Linked DNA regions of Homo sapiens: region 2 is linked to region 1. The links are chromatin loops, found by intact Hi-C in ENCODE. Cell type or tissue: heart left ventricle. All regions are shown on one strand. Each heading gives the region's core, and the rest is flanking DNA. Links, peaks and the distances in the headings are about the cores only.

Evidence for each region. Hi-C counts contacts between places; a loop is a spot of excess contacts. Peaks named below come from ENCODE experiments on the same cell type or tissue, not always from the same donor. Only the 100,000 strongest peaks of a DNase experiment are listed, where the experiment ranks them.
Region 2: it touches region 1 in a loop (4-fold over the local background); 10 of 110 quality-filtered maps call a loop at or near these places.

The regions. Positions count from the first base shown.
Region 1 is chr1:99,522,942-99,531,950 of GRCh38, forward strand. No RefSeq gene overlaps it. Among named protein-coding and RNA genes, the nearest start is that of LINC01708, 40 kb to the left of the region's middle. In heart left ventricle, for the core only: a CTCF peak has its summit at 4,366 (motif pointing left); no DNase peak of the experiment used is centred there.
Region 2 is chr1:99,682,304-99,691,312 of GRCh38, forward strand. PALMD (palmdelphin) reads left to right here. Exons shown (of 8, transcript NM_017734.5): 4 at 4,373-4,487; 5 at 4,627-4,660; 6 at 4,773-4,886; 7 at 6,472-7,569. Among named protein-coding and RNA genes, the nearest start is that of PALMD, 41 kb to the left of the region's middle. In heart left ventricle, for the core only: a CTCF peak has its summit at 3,588 (motif pointing left); a DNase peak (open chromatin) is centred at 3,538; H3K27ac peaks cover 754 bases.

The sequences.
Region 1 (9,009 bases), core at 2,226-6,225:
ATTGCAAACAGTCTAAACATATGAATTAAATGAACATGTTGGATTGGATAACAGAAGCAAGGCCCATTTACATAGAAGATATAGATAGGTTAAAGTAAAAGGATGTTAAAGATATACCTTGAAACACTAATCAAAGGAAAGTTGAGCTGGCTATAATAATATTACACAAATTAGACTTCAGAAGAAGACACTCTATCAGAAATAGAGTTTTACATAATGTTATTATAGCCACCTCAACTTTCCTTTCCCTCACTTAAAAGGCTCATGCTTTTTTTTTAACTTTTATTTTAGGTTCAGGGGTACATGTGCAGGTTTGTCATATAGGTAAACTCGTGTTATGGGTTTGTTGTACAAATTATTTTGTCTAGGTACTAAGGCTAATACTCAATAGTGATTTTTCTGCTCCTCTCCTTCCTCCCACCCTCCACCCTGTGGCAGGCCCCACAGTCTGTTGTTCCCCTCTTTGTGACCACATGTTCTCATCATTTAGTTCCCACTTATATGTGAGAACATACAGCACTTGGTTTTCTGTTTCTGGGCTAGTTTGCTAAGGATAATGGCCTCTATCTCCATATTCCTGCAAAGGACATTATCTCATTCTTTTTTATGTCTGCACAGTATTCTATGGTGTATATCTATTACATTTTCTTTATCCAGTCTACCATTGATGGGCATTTAGGTTGATTCCATGTCTTTGTTATTGTGAATAAGCACTAAATAATTAAAAAAGAAGAAAACCTCAAATCAATGATCCACACTTTCAATTTTAGAAACTAGAAAAAGTAGACCAAAATAATCTCAAACCAAACATAAGAAAATAACAAGTAAAAGAGCAGAAATCAATGGAATTGAGGACAACAACAGCAAAAAGACAAAATAGATAAAACCAAAAGTGATCAGCAGGAAACAGCCAGCATAGTTTCCTGGCACCTCCATTGCATGATTTGTAGCAACATACTCCTAGTAAGATACCTCCTCATTCGCATCTTTTCTTGGAACCCTAGCTTCAGATTTCCAGCAAGTTCCACCTGTGCAGCACCCCCCAGTGAGTTCTCCACCATCTAGTTACTCATAACTGTGTCCTCCAACAAGGTTTGTGTCTCACCCCCAGGGGTTGGGGCAAGGGGCAGGCTCTTTTTTGGATGTTCTATCTCAGCCCTGGAAGTAGTAGCTGCTTCTTATATGTGCTATTCTGTATTCTTTAAACTTCTGTTTCCTTTATATTAATTAACCCTTTATTACTCCAAACCCCATTACTCCAAATTATTATACTTAACAATTCTATATATTTAACTTTGTTCAAATTACTTATCACTGTGCAGTTTCTGTCTCCTGATTGGACATAGACTGATACAATTACACATTATTCTTTTTCAGACTCAGTGATTTGAACATCATATGGAAAGCTTTTAACTACCCTCCTTCTAAAGATCTTCAAGCCACCTCACTGCAGTTCCTATGTTCAACCCCACTCTAAAGAAGAAGTGGGGAGTCTATTTTAATTTTCTTGTCATACAGGAAATTGCCAACATAGCATCTGCATATAATACACCTAAAGAGGCTCGTATCTTTTTCTCCTTGAATAGAAGGTGTAATAGAGCACTTGTGCCTTCCATCAATTATTCATTAAATCTCTCCCATGAGATGAGCCAGTTAGGAGAAAAGAATTGTTCAATACAGGAATAAAGTTTCCATTGATAGAAAAGCCCAATAGGAGAGCCAAAATCTTGATTTCTCATTTCACATGCCACCTAAGACTTCATTACAAGACTGCATTTCTTTCCAAATTAAAAAAAAAACAAATAAGTAAAACTCTGTGCATTTCCAAAATCCCATGTAATTTTTCATACTCTTAATATTTTAATATCATATACTTTTCTACTTAGAGGCTTATTCCTTCCATGTCTCTAATTAGTATATGTTAGGAGATGAGAATACCATCTACAATAATTAAAAGAATAGAAAAAAGGATACAATAATTTGCTTTTCATGTGTTTATTCATTTGTAATCAACAGATTTGGAAAAAGAAACGGCAAAATCCCTGAACTATAGACTCCAGGTAAGAAAAAGAATTTGAATCCATTTATTCACATCATTCACCAATACTTGAATACCCCACAGCACTCTCACCTCTGTAAATATCTCACATTATGGGAAACTCAGTATCAACATGATAGTTCATCCTATATATGGACAACTTATTGTTAGAAAGTTCTCCCATTTATGTTGAACTATTATGTTGCTCTATTAGCATTGTTCCTAGTTTTGTTCCTTGGGTTCATGGGGAATGTGCTGTGCCAAGTGTTTCAAATATCTAGACCTCTGCCATGTTCCCCTTGCTACACTCTGCATTTTTGGTAATGAAGAACTTTAGCCCACTCTGTAAACAAGATTCCTGAAACAAAGATAGTAATTCTAATCAATAATGATATGAGACAAAGATTTCCTCACCCACCTCCACGTAATTACAAAAGATTATTAAAGAGGCTAAACACCCAGGTCCAACTTCACAAGAGTCTGAGAGAAGTAAAACTAAACCATCTGTCCAGAATTTCTTCTGACCAGGAGCCAACTCAGCTCAGAAGTACTTCCTTCTTCCCAGAGCACTCCCTTAGAATACCAGAACCTGTGAGATCTCTGCACTTCTGGAGAATGAGCCTCTGATCCCAGGATCTGGCCAATTTTTTCACAAAGGACTTGGCAGTATATGGCTATCTTGTTGAATATGAGATGTGAAGGAAGATATTTTATACTTACTTTCTCCAATGACAGGTAAATGCTGACAGCATTCTGTTTATAGTAGCTGGTTAGGATACAGACAAAAGGTTAAAGCTCAAGTTCGAAGACCCAGCATTTTTCATAGACCCAGTATTTTTTCACCAAGGGAGTGGCCACCACATGCTAAAATATACATTCAGTTTTACACCAGCTAAGAAGAGATGAAAAGATTCCAGGTCTCATGGAAAAAATGACTGAAAAACAGCATCAATGGAATCTGGAATTTAGAGCTCACAGATGGGGCCTTGCATATTAATCTTGGTTCTGGGAAATACAGGCTCCAATCATTTGCCCTCAAACCCACAAGGTAATCATTATTTCTTCCTTTTAAAATGTCTAAATGTTAATTAATATTACATTGTGTACACTATTTAAGGTAGCATACGCATCTCAAAGGAAGTTCAAAATTGAAGATACCCACTAGTTATGTTCACTCTGTGACAGAATGTCTTGAACTCCAAACACAATTGTAAGCACCAAGTGTACAGATGATATCAAAACCTAAAGCTGGGCTAGATTACGGAAATAATATCAACTCTGTGAATGAGCTCCTCCTTTACATTGGAAGGAAGGGGCAATATGTTTCAATAGAAGATAGCAGATGCTAAGGGCCAAAATAGCTACGTACACAAAAAGAGAGATATGTCCTTGGAGGATCCAGCAGATGAGGAAAGCTTCCCAGAGAATGTAGCCCTTAAGCTGTACCCACGAAGGAAAAGTAAGATATAAATAAATGAAAAGGAGATTACAGGGCATTTCAGGTGGTAGGAATGGTGTGATTAAAAAATGGAGAAGCAGGATATGCAAAGCATCTCCATTGAACAATTTGTACCGTTGGACTGGAAAGGATTCAGGAAGCGAAAAGCATAAAAGGCAGATAAGTCAGAAGCAGAGGGTAAAGGGTCTTAAAATGCTTAAAACGATAACGAAAATTTCAGTTTGCTAGGAACAGTAAAGTTCCCATAAAGAAGAGTTTTTTTACCATGACATTGTTTGGAGCTGCTGGTTCATGGTGATTATAAAAAGTAGACTGAGTTTAGTTGACATTGTTAGTATTTTTAAACTCTCTAGGGACAATGCATCTCCTTTTTACCTGCACATAGGGACTGACTACTGCTCCCATGTTCCTCTCGTTATCCTACTGATTTAGAAAAAGTTACAAAAACTTTCCTTTGATATATGATGTTCGTATTTGACATGGTTAAATTTCTCTCTCTCTCTCTCTCTCTCTCTCTCTCTCTGTAAGTACCTACAATATCCTTGCTAGGAAGGGCTAAGTCTTTAACATACATTATCTCCCTTAATCCTAAAACAATCCCGTAACTATTAATGTTCCCACTTCATAAATGAGGAAACAGAGCTTAGAGAAAGAAGCTACTTGGCTTGCCCAAGTTCACGCAGCCGACACGTAGGAACACAGAGTCAAATTCAGGTATTTCTGGTACTACATTGCATGTCTATAACCAGTTTCTCTATCTTAGTTCTCATCAATAATTAGTAGTTTTGCTACTATTTACAACATATTTGTATCATGTTTTTAACATTGCTCATGGAGTTTTTCTCACACATTCTATGCTGCCACCATCTGGTCTCTTATAAAACTTTCAAGCTTTTCTTCTGGAGTCATTCTCAGTCTTATCAGAGTTTTGCATTCCCTTGAAAGAGGGCTGAAATTGGTGTGGACTGGATTTATATAGCTTGAAAATTCTTCATCTTATCAATATACTCCCCTTTACTCATCTGCAATGTGTAAGGGTCATAAAAGATTAAAATGGAAATTAATTGGCTAATGAAATTGTACTGGCAAAACAGAAATTCATAGCAAATGAGCCACTATGCAAAAATGCTGCTGAGGGGATATGTCAATTCCAGATTCAGAGTACAAAGAGAGTTTGATGCACTTTTCCCTTGGTTAACTGTGAAAGCCTCGCATTAATGAGTAAGGAAAGGTAGGCAAAGAGGAGCAAATCAATTAGGTCGTATAGAAGAGACTGAAAGGGCAGGGAAGGAACCAGGAGAGATTTAGTGCTTAAGTCATCAGTTTCTAAAAGGCTGATGGCCATAATCCTATGAAAAATAAAACATGTTCACATTTGTAAGAACAATGAAACCGTTGCCAAGTCCTTACTAACATCTGGTTTCTTCTGCCCAGTTTCTATCTACCACCAACCACTGATTGTATTAAATGAGATTCTCCCTCATGTGAGAGGCAGGGGAGAGAAAAAAAAGGATGCATGATAGGAAGACAACATGTTGATGTATGTATTTGTCTATCTTGCATTGCTGTTAAGGAATACCTGAGACTGGGTAACTTAGAAAAGAAATTTATTTGGCTCATGTTTCTGCAGGCTGTACATGCATGGCACCAGCATCTGCTCAGCTTCTGGTGAGGCCTCAGGAAGCTTTAAATCAGGTGGAAGGCAAAAGGGAAGCAGATGTGTCACAGGTGAGAGAGCAAGAGAGAGAGGAGGTGCTGGGCTCCTTTATTTTATTTTTATTTTTTATTTTTTCACTGAAAGTAATCAAGAAACTGGCTCCTTCCAACAACCAGCTCCCACATGAACTAACAGAGCAAGAACTCATTTGTTACCATGGGGAGGGCACCAAGCCATTCATAAGGGATCTGTCCCCATGATCCAAACACCTCCCACCAGACCCTACATCCGACATTAGGGATCACATTTCAACATGAAATTTGGTGGGGACAGATATCCAAACTACATCAACATGGAAGGAAGGAGAAAACAGGGAGACTGTAGTTCTGTGTTCTGATGTGCCTCACCATCCTCCACCTGTTTGTGAATAGTTAAATCAGTTGATCTTAAAGTGCCTTTGCAGTTCCCACACCTTGGTGCCCTTGTTAAGAGTATAACCTTAATACCATATTGAGATTATGGGAATATTGAGGATGAAAAATAAGACAACAGGTGTTTAGTGCCTACTACTTTCCAGGCACCATGTAAGGTACTTCAAACCCACTGTATCATTTAATTGGTCTTCACAGTAGCCCTATGAAATAAAGATCATTATGCCTGACCTGGCTCTTACTGTGTGTCAAGCCCTATTCTAAATACTTTAATCAATTAATATTCACCACAACCCTATGAGAGTAGGAACTGTCACTGACCCCATTTTCTAGATGAGAGATCTGTGGCCCCGAGAGGTTAAATAACTTACCCAATAGTACACAGTAAATGTGGAGCTGTTCAGCTCCATTTGGTTGCAGAGTCCATGCTCTTAAGCAGTACTATACTCTAACTTCTCTTCAATACACACATACACCCTCACATACAGGTATGCACACGTGTCCATGCAACCTGACTTCTTACACACAAGTACATGGAGCCATAGGGAAAGTAGATTCAGAGTTCGGATGAACCAGGATGCATCACATTCTCAGTATCCATTGCAACACTCTCTCTCTATCTACCTGACAAGGAGTCAGAGGAAATAAACCAGGTGACAGAGAAGCTGACTACGATAACATTTACAACTGCCAGGGCTTGGAATTCATACAACCTCTTAGAGGACAGAGATTGGCCTTAGAATTTCCATAGCTATAGCTGTAACTGTATTATAATAGCTTGCTCAGGTTACCATAACAAAGTACCACAGACTGGTTGGCTTAAATAAGAAATTGTTTTCTCACAGCCCTGGAAGACAGAAGTCTGAGATCAAGGTATTGGCAAAGTTGTTGTCTTTTGAGGCCCTCTCTCTGTCTTGAAGATGGCTGTCTTCTCCCGTTGTTTCCACATGGTTTTTCCTCTGTTTATGTCTGTTTCCTAATCTCCTCTTCTTATGAAGACAACAGTCATATTGGATTAGGACCCACCCTAATGACCTCATTTTAACTTAATTATCTCCTTAAAGACCCTGTCTCCAAACACAGTCACATTCTGTTCTGAAGTACTGGGTGTTAAGAAATCAACATGTGAATTTAGAGGTATACAGTTCAACTCTTAACAACTACTCAATAAAAAATGACACTCTAACAGTTCATAAATTAATTATGTTCAGAGGTGGATGCATAATTCTTAGTGACATCAATGTAAATTGTCTAGGTCAATTAAATATTGAAATCAATAATGTTTAAAACTGTCCTTTTTATCTTTTATCTCTGTAACAAAATGAGAGATAAACACCTTTAATACAGAGGCAAAATAAGATTCAGAAATTTTTAAAAGTTAATTTTGAGAAATGGCTCCCTTTTAAGAAATGCCTCACCAAAATAAATACACAAACTACAATATCTGATATTTCCAGAAATAAAGTTCAGCTTCCTTTATGAAAATTCTTATCATAAGTCTGGGGTTTAAGCTTTCCAATAAAAAATAGACTTGGACTCTGTGACTTACAATTTTAATGTATCTGTAAGCTGGGACTATAGAGGGTTTGTTTCAATACAAACTGATTCTGAATACTTGATTTCTTCAGTAATCATGTATTTGATTGCCCATAGAAGAACAAGATTTCTCAAACAAGTTACATTATTATTATGTCTAGACTACCAACAACACCCTGAGGAGATCCGTGTTTTCACATATGCAAAGCTTTGGAATAAATTCCTATTGTCAAAATAAATAAAAATAACTCAGTAATTGGTTTTTAATTAAGTATCCATGTATATCATTATTAATTTTATACATTCAGTACAAATGAAGCTGTCTCAATATAAAAGAAATTACTAGTGGGTAGTAATTATAAGCCTACTATACTTATATTTTAAGTTCATGACTAATACTCAAAATACTAATAAACAGATCCTCAAAAAGTAAAATTTGCCCTAAGAAATAACAGAAATACCTTTTCATTCTAGAGCTGTATGCACACCTGGCTTGTGTTTTAGAGTTTGTTTTTATTTCTTCACATAGCACCCCAAAAATAATAGCACCTGAGGAAACTCTGGGGTGATTTGCTCACTTCTAGAGTCTATTTCAACATCACCAAGCAAAGTTGGTTAATACTTAAAGACAAATGATAAGCAACATAGGAATCTTGTTTGTCTATAAAATTATGTCAAATTAGATTTAACTTGGAAAAAAATGATAAGCCAAAAAAAAAAAGTCCATTCAGAAGAATATAAACTCAAAATCACAATCACGCCTACTCTCTGCGTGTCGGGGCCCTGTGTCAGACACTGCATGCTAAGCCAATGTGTCCTCAAACAAGAGGTCTTCAGTCATCTGTCTAAGAATGACCCATGGAGAAAATCAAGAGAATCTAATTAGGCAACATTTAATTCCACTATGATAAATAACTTAAGCTGCATCTCTAAGAGAAGGTAATTATTGGCCCTTAGAGCTAACAGCAGAATCAGTTAAAGGTTTTTAAATTCACAGCTAAACAAACATTGTAAAGATAAATAAAAGGATAAGAAAGATAAATTAATAATTATATTCCTGTTCTTCAATAACGGATTAATGACGTTCTACAGTATTATATGAAGATTTTTAAATTCCTTTTTACAGATAAATTAATAGAAATATAAGTACAAGAATAATTATAATTAAGGGAAAATGAAAAGTTTCATATCCCTTAAAGTCCTAAAAGCTGTACACCACCACCAATGTGTTCACTAAATAATTTAATTACATTACATGCTATTTTAGCCAAGCCTCAGTTACATGGACAAATTATTCAAATCTTTTGCCCTACCTCTTACCTTCTAATAACAATTCTTTGAGAAGGTTACAAATCATCCTTATCAAAATTGAAACATGAAACATTTTTATCAATGTTTATCAAGGTTTATAAATGTTTATCATTGTTTATCAATCATCCTTATCAAAATTGAAACATGATTTTTTTAAGTGGAATCATATCAATTTGTTATTTATTAGCTACTCTAGTAAAATATTTGCTCTTAGTGAGAGATTGAACCTTGTGTCGTGACTAATTGCGGTTTGAGATTGATTATTGGTAGATGCCATTATTCATTATATCACTATGGTTAATAAAGGTAATTCATAGTTTTCTCTATTTTAAAGTACTATTTTTAAACATCTGTAAATGTCATAGAACTTCTTTGACCTCTACTCAAGGTTTCATATTGCATCACCCAAGATAACGATTTATTTAATCTTAAAGTGCTCCAAACGACAATGCATTTAAAATACTAAGTTTTTTTTAGTTCTGCAGAATGACTCAATATAGACAATCTGCCTTGAAAATAATTGTTCAATTTAAAGATTTTTGCAAAAGGAGGCAATCATTTCAAGCCTCTTCAAAGT
Region 2 (9,009 bases), core at 1,591-5,590, 160 kb after region 1:
CCAAGATGTTTCCTAGTTATCCTTTTCAACTCAGAGTTGGCTGTGACTAAGGGATAAAGAATGGGAGGGAGGTGTTTGTTTATGTTTAGTTTTCACAAACATGTCATGATGTATTGTGAGACCACAGCGACTTATTAATGCAACTTTCATCCAGTGACTTGAAAACCTTCAAAAATATTCATTAACAGATACGCTGATGAGGTTTGCAGGCTTTCAACCTCATATTCTTACCATATTAGTCTAAAGAGATTCTTGGGATGAATCATATGGCATTACATTACCCACGGCTTTATCTTCAGAGAGAAACAACAACAAACACCAGTGCATTTCAAAATTCCCTAAGGTGTCATTGGCCAAGCAGACCAGGAGCTTTGTCTCTATGCCCCAGGAAAAGAAAGGGGCAGAGACAGGAAGAAACTAGCTGAAGTCATCGGGCTCATGCCTGTAATCCCAGCACTTTGAGAGGCCGAGGCAAGCAGATCACTTGAGGTCAGGAGTTTGAGACCAGCCTGGTCAACATGGTGAAAGCCCATCTCTACTAAAAATACAAAAATTAGCCAGGCGTCGTGGTGCACTCCTGTAGTCCCAGCTACTCAGGAGGCTGAGTCAGGAGAATCGCTCGAACCTGGGAGGCAGAGGTTACAGTGAGCCGAGATTGCACCACTACACTTCAGCCTGGGTGACAGAGCAAGACTCTGTCTCCAAAAAGAAAGAAGGAAAGAAAGAAAGAAAGAAAGAAAGAAAGAAAGAAAGAGAGAGAGAGAGAGAGAGAGAGAGAGAGAGAGAGAAAGAAAGAAAGAAAGAAAGAAAGAAAGAAAGAAAGAAAGAAAGAAAGAAAGAAAGAAAGAAAGAAAGAAAGAAAGAAACGAACACCCTATGAAGTTGTTAACATTGACCAGATCTCTAAATGTTGAATTGCTCCAGATTCAGGCCTTGGAATTCTTATCTCCTTCACTTTCTAGGGAAACTTATCCACTCCTGTGGTGATAAATACCAACTCCCAAATGTATATCTTCAAACCCAGACTTCTCTGAGCTCCAGTCTTGTATATCCAACTGTCTTCTCCATATCACACTTGATTGTCTCAAATTTAACACATCCCCCACAAATCCCCTTTCTTCTCTCTCCCAGATTTCTTCAGCCAATTGTATTGCATGTTTCCAATTATTCAGGTCACAAACAGTGGAATCACCTTGACATCTCCCTTTCTCTTATCCCCTGCATGTAATCATCAACAAATTCTGACAGCTCTTTCTGTCAAATATTTCTAGAATCCAACCACTTCTCACCCTTCTACTGGCAACCAACCTGGATTACACCATCTTCATCTAGATTTTTAGCACAATTGACCTCCATGTTTGCCCCATCCAGTCTATTTTCCACACAGCAGCCAGTGTAACTGTTTACATTTCAAGTCATAGCATGTTTCCTCTCTGTTCAAAATTCCAGTGGCTTCCCCAAAGCCCTTCCATGCACAAGGCCCTGCCTATCTGGTCATCTGCCTCCTCTCTGACTTCATTTCACCTTTCTACTCTCTTGGCTCTTCCTTCGCTCTCTATAGTTACTCTTCCATCTCTCTGGAGCACACTCCCTTTGAAACCCTCATGTTTCCCGCTCTCACTTCCTTCATGTCTCTGCTCAAATGACACTTTATCAGAGAAACTTCCCTCACCACACTGTGTGAAATAGTGCCCCCTCCTCAGGCTTTCTCTATATTCTTTATCTTGCTGTTTACAGCCCCTATCCTGCTTTTCTCATCAAAAATATTTTTTCTTCATAAATAAATGTGTTTATGTGTATATATATGTATGTACATACATCTGCAATATATACATATTTGTATTACACATTTATTAATGCAGGGATTGACAAACTATGGCCCAGGACCAAATCTAGCCCTGGCCTGATTTTGTACAGACACAAGCTAAAAATGGTTTTTATATTATTAAAAGGCTGTAAAAGAAAAAGGGGAAAAAAGATGAATAAGAAACAGAAAGCATATGTGGACTGCAAAACCTAAAATATTTGGCATCCGGCCCCTTATAGAAAAAGGTTGCCAGCCCCTGTATTGTCTCCCACTAGAACATAAACTCCTTGAGCTCAGGGACTTTGTTTTGGTCACTGTAAGATCCCCAGCACATAGAAGAGTGCCTGGTTCAAAGTAGATGCTAAGTAAATATTTTTAAAAGAATGAATGAATAAAGACAATGAGTTTTATTGTTTGTTTGTTTGTTTGTTAGCCCAGATCTCACTCTGTTGCCCAGGCTGGAGTGCAATGGTATGATCATGGCTCACTGCAAGCTCGACCACTCGGGCTCAAACAATCCTCCCACCTCAGCCTCCCATGTAGCTGAGACCACAGGTGTATGCTCAGCTAATTTTTTTTAATATTTGTAGAGACTGAGGTCTCACTATGTTGTCCAGGCTCATCTCTAACTCCTAGGCTCAAGCAATCTTCCTGCCTCAGCTTCCCAAAGTGCTGGATTATAGGCATGAGCCACTTCTCTCAGCCCAACACTGAGTCTTAGTGAGGTCAGGTGACTTGTCTAAGGTCACACAGGAAGCTGGCAGATGAACCAGGTTTCAAACCCAGGTCCACCTGATTCCACAGCTAGGCCCTGATGTGCAAGAGCTGCTTGAAGCAATGATTTGAACCTTCTTGTTTTCTACCAAAAGGCTTTCCTTTGTAGACTGTCTCTAACAGGCAAATTAGGTAAGCACCCTGTGGGACAGGGGATGAAAAAAGAAAGACATACAGTATGTTGCAGAAAACTTTTAAAAATTATATCATAACATATTTACATCTGATATCAACCATATTCAATGTACTTTCATATACATCATCTCTTAGTGTCACCACATATCTGTCTGTATATGGTAATGAGCGTAATCTGTAATTATGCTCATTACACACATTACAAAACAGAGTTTCAGAGAGGTTAGGGGAACTGGCTTTCACAAGAAATGAGTAGCAGAGACAGAATTGAATCCAGATTTATCACTTTTAGTGCAGAGCTTTCCCCTTTACCAAATTGGACCAACATATATCCCCACAGCTCTGCTGAAGGGTAAAAGTGCTGCCATGGATGTGGAGGAATTTTAATAAAATGGCAGTCACAGTTCAGTCACTTCTAAGAAACCAGGGGCTACTCCATTTCACTTAGAGGTCTGTGGCATACAAGAAAACCTCCTCAGTTATAAACGGCAATCTACCAATGGCCAGAGGCAGCAGCAAAGTAAGAACTTTGAAACTGAAGCAATGAGCAAGAGAGCTGTCAAGCTGACCACATCTTGGGCTTTTACTGGTGTGACAATAGTGCAGCATTTTTGAGCTGCCAGGCCCATGACCATCTTCAAGAAGGAAGCCAAGAAAACTGACAGTTCTCTTAGCTGACACGAATATCCACAGCTGTCACCTCCTGGACCAGCTGCTGAATCTAATCAGCCATCCTCTGAGGCAGCTGACTTTAGAGCCTTAGTGTATTTGGCTGAGAAACCATGTGTGTTACGTGGCTGCCAAGGGCCAGCCTTCTGCGTGATTGCCAGTGTCTCTATGTTTTTATAGAGGAGAGGTCACGATGCTGCCCCCTGGAGTTCATTTGAATCTGACACGCAGCTGTACACTGGCCAAGATACCAGCTCAGAATGCTTGCAACAGTCTAGTTTCAAATGTCTGTCTCTTTGTTGCTGTAAGTTCCTTATGCTGTGTCAGGCCATGTGTGCCCTACCCCCCGCCCAGAAAATGTAGCCTCTATAAACAGCAGCAGTTGAAGCTACTGTACTATATTTGGTCCATTTCTGCATCTCTTCACCCTCCTCACTATAATATGGCCCAACTCTTAGGAAACTGAAATTAAATCAAAGTGTCATTTTCAATGGTAGAATATGCAAGAATTTTAAGTACTAAATGACTATGATTATTAAATCAGTTTAATAATTATAATGTTTTCTTCAAATAATTTATATGATGACTTGGATATGAAAACCTGATGAACTACATAATAACTACAAATGTACCATTCCTTTCGGTACAACTTTAAACTTATGTCTCTGTATTTTAAAAATCTCTTTTATTTGGAAATAACATTAGTAATTGCAATGAAGAACATGGAGCAAAGGTCAAATGCTTTACCTAATATATTCCTTTGTCAAAAAAAGAAAACTTGAAAATCGTTCAAAGTCGGGCATTAGGTATCTTCCATATATTAAGTATCATGCTTAGTGTGATGCTAAGTGTGACATTATATTCTTAGAAAGTGTCTGGCTACTTACATGCATATTCCAAGGAAACTTTATATATGGGGAAGACATATTTGAGAACTCCGCATTTGTACTGTGTTAAGCAATAAAAAGTATACCTTTTTGTTGTCAGGCTTGAGAAAGAGATCCAAGATCTTGAAAAAGCTGAACTGCAAATCTCAACGAAGGAAGAGGCCATTTTAAAGAAACTAAAGTCAATTGAGCGGACAACAGAAGACATTATAAGAGTGAGCATTAACCAATTTTAAAACTGTAATTCTCTCTCAAAATGAATCCACAAATACTATATAATTTTTCAAAGCATATCCACATTTAGATTCTATTTTTTAAACTGTATTAATCATGGAGAATTCTTTTTTCTTACAGTCTGTGAAAGTGGAAAGAGAAGAAAGAGCAGAAGGTATGTTTTTGAATAACTTATTTTATGTTAAACTAAGTTTTTTTGGTAATTTGAAATTGTTCCCATTGTAAATATATTCTAAATGTATTTTGAATTCATATTAATTTTACAGAGTCAATTGAGGACATCTATGCTAATATCCCTGACCTTCCAAAGTCCTACATACCTTCTAGGTTAAGGAAGGAGATAAATGAAGAAAAAGAAGATGATGAACAAAATAGGAAAGGTATATGAGAAATCTGTGTTGAAGGGCATGTTCTTAATTTCAGATTTTACAGTGTCAAATATTCACAACTTGCTATGACATATTATTCTTCCAGGTTAAGCAATGGTTCACTTTACAAAGTTCTGTGAGTTATGTGAGTCACCGCATAGGTGAGGATAATGAGGGTATAATAATAGCATTTATTCCATGCATTTTATTCCCTAACAAACCAGACAGGGATAAGGAAGATAGAGACCCAAAGGAGACAAGAAGCTCTTAAAAGCATAGATTCCCTGGTCAAAAATATTTCTCCTGACATATTCCATCCAATAGAACCTCTTTGGGGGTTACAAAGATCTTTTTTGAAAATGAAAATATTCCTTTGGGAAGCTTAGGCCTTATTTACCTCCATGGGAAATTGAGTTACATAAAACTGATGCTTCAAAGCTTCTAGAAAAATGAAGGTTTGCATTAGAGCAGAGAGGAAAACTTTGAATTTTACAGTGGAAGGAAAAGCTACTCTTTATTTGCAGATGGTAGTCATTTATTCATTCAACAAATATTTAGAGAATAGATACTGTGTGCCAGGTTCAGTTAGGCACATAGTAGGTATTCACTAAATATATCATGGTAGGGAGTGCAATACAGAGAATAAAGCAGAGAAGCTGGACAGGGAGAGTGCAGATGAGGGGTGTTGCAGTTTTTCTTGGGTAGTCAAGGAAGGCCAAGAACCACCAGGCTATAGAGGAGGTAAGAAATACAAAATGGGTTCAGAAAGAAAGGTGGGAGGACACAACAAAAGCAAGCTGTAATTTTGCACAGAATTCTATTCGCTTTACCTTTCCTATTGAAATTCCAGCCATAGGGATCTTACTTAGGTCATGAAGCAAATCTCAGCTTCCCCAGTTCTCTCCAGTCCATTTGTCTCAGTGCAGCTGATATTGCTGTACTTTTTAGCCCTTCCTCTACTTGAAAATGGGAGTGAAAATGAAAAGAAACATAAGGCAGAAAGAGAAGTGTGTGATTGTAGCCTTCTCCCTCCCGTTTCCATCCCAGTTCTACATTTAAACAGCCTCTCCACTGTGAAAACTTTAGAACACACCTCTATAATTTCACCAGGCTGCTGGCCTGTACAACAAGGATGTAACTTTATAAAATATACTGTACTAGGCACTTTGCCCACTGTGATGCACAGTCCAACATATTCTTCTTGACTAAAGAAGAGATTGATTCTGCCCATTGAGAAATGCAAAAGAAAGTATATCCATCTTGCTGAATTTATTAATAGGAAAGAGGATATCTTTTTCGGTTCCCCATTGAAATTCTTTCCTATTTGGAACCATCAGCTTATCTTCTCTAATCAACTTCTCTTCTTCAACCCTTTCCATTTTTCAGTACAATTCCCTACACCATTACATAAAAACCCGTGTTATTCCAGTTGGTCATGATATCATTAATGAGTAAAATCAGAAATTTAAAAAATAGACAACATCTCACATACAAGAACATGAAGGGTCTACTTAATATAAAAATAAACACAGTGAAAGCAGGTTAGTTTACAAAAGAAAAGTTAACTAAATCAAAGATCAAATTTGTTTCTTAACAGCTTTATATGCCATGGAAATTAAAGTTGAAAAAGACTTGAAGACTGGAGAAAGTACAGTTCTGTCTTCAATACCTCTGCCATCAGATGACTTTAAAGGTACAGGAATAAAAGTTTATGATGATGGGCAAAAGTCAGTGTATGCAGTAAGTTCTAATCACAGTGCAGCATACAATGGCACCGATGGCCTGGCACCAGTTGAAGTAGAGGAACTTCTAAGACAAGCCTCAGAGAGAAACTCTAAATCCCCAACAGAGTATCATGAGCCTGTATATGCCAATCCCTTTTACAGGCCTACAACCCCACAGAGAGAAACGGTGACCCCTGGACCAAACTTTCAAGAAAGGATAAAGATTAAAACTAATGGACTGGGTATTGGTGTAAATGAATCCATACACAATATGGGCAATGGTCTTTCAGAGGAAAGGGGAAACAACTTCAATCACATCAGTCCCATTCCGCCAGTGCCTCATCCCCGATCAGTGATTCAACAAGCAGAAGAGAAGCTTCACACCCCGCAAAAAAGGCTAATGACTCCTTGGGAAGAATCGAATGTCATGCAGGACAAAGATGCACCCTCTCCAAAGCCAAGGCTGAGCCCCAGAGAGACAATATTTGGGAAATCTGAACACCAGAATTCTTCACCCACTTGTCAGGAGGACGAGGAAGATGTCAGATATAATATCGTTCATTCCCTGCCTCCAGACATAAATGATACAGAACCGGTGACAATGATTTTCATGGGGTATCAGCAGGCAGAAGACAGTGAAGAAGATAAGAAGTTTCTGACAGGATATGATGGGATCATCCATGCTGAGCTGGTTGTGATTGATGATGAGGAGGAGGAGGATGAAGGAGAAGCAGAGAAACCGTCCTACCACCCCATAGCTCCCCATAGTCAGGTGTACCAGCCAGCCAAACCAACACCACTTCCTAGAAAAAGATCAGAAGCTAGTCCTCATGAAAACACAAATCATAAATCCCCCCACAAAAATTCCATATCTCTGAAAGAGCAAGAAGAAAGCTTAGGCAGCCCTGTCCACCATTCCCCATTTGATGCTCAGACAACTGGAGATGGGACTGAGGATCCATCCTTAACAGGTAATAAAAATGACAAGGCATGCCACTGCTGTTCAGTCATGTGACCAGCTTCTCTTGTGCTAATGCAGTCTTGCTTTCAGGCTTCTCTGACCACCTCATAAACTAATACGCACTGAGATTTTTTTATTAATGCTGATAGAGATTATTATCACCACAGTAAAGTGATTAAGTCACTTCAAAAGATAAAGAAAGTAAAAATAAATCATTGCCTTATTTGATATTGTATTGAGGAACTTTAATAACTTGAATTTCATCTTCTATCATGGTATGGTGCTGCTTGTGAGTGTATTTGGGTCACTAATATGTTGGATCATCAATAACATATCTTTTTCCACTAGAATCTGATGACTACTTTATTTGTGCCTCACTGTGATTTAAACTTCTTATATAAGTTAACAAATTGCCTTAATTCTGCAAGAAAGTACAAGAAACAAATTTTATTTTCAGAGTATTTTATTACCTTGCTGTATCTTGTTTCTCTATATGTCTATAGTTTCATTAATTTTATTTTCCTAATTTTTCTACATTTTAAAATAGAATGTTAGTTTATTTTATGTTTTCTATAACCTTTAACTTTGCATAGTGTTCCCCAACTTAGCATATTTATCTTTTCTATTTTCTATATATTTGCATTTCTCATTCTTTGCAAAATTTTTATAGCTTTATAGCTAACCAGCTATTTTAGCATTGAGTGGAAAATAACTTTAACACTTTTTTTCTACAAAAGTGATAGCTTCTCAATTTTAGATTTCTTGTTATCACTTAAATACTATATTCTAGTTATCATTTATAAAGAATAAATAAGAACCTAACAAAATCAGTTATAATAGCTGTACTTACCTTGGCTAAAGATGTAAATCAAATTACCCTGACATACAATTTCTGTATGTTTGCTAGGGATAGTAATTTTAAATGTCTCTAATGGAAGGATTCTCATTAAAAAGCAATAAATATTAAGTACTGGCTAACTTCACAAGTCAAACTTGATAATTCTATGGCAGTGTGGTAGTACCTGCACAATTACCTACACAATTCAATAATGTTTCTTCCTCTACAACCCATAAGCCCAATATTAGGTAGCTAATAATACAGTAAAATGAACCTTCTCCCATTATTTTAAGTAGTTAAAGTAGGTATCCCAATGATAAATTTAATTACCTGAAGAATTTCTAAGCTTTTGGAAAGTATACACGTATACAACTTCCTCAATCAGAGTTGAGTGATATGTCTCACAATGGAAAGTTGCAGATACTAAGTTTCTTTCCATCTTAAGAGAGAGCTTTGGTCACTGATCAAACTTTGCCATCTTAAACTCATTTTAAAAACAAAAAACACAGAAGACTTAGAAGAGAGGAACACACTGTTTACGGTCAATAGCAGTGACATTATCCACTATAAAACCTCCCTTTTCTGAACTTGGATATTAGCCAGCTCCTCCTG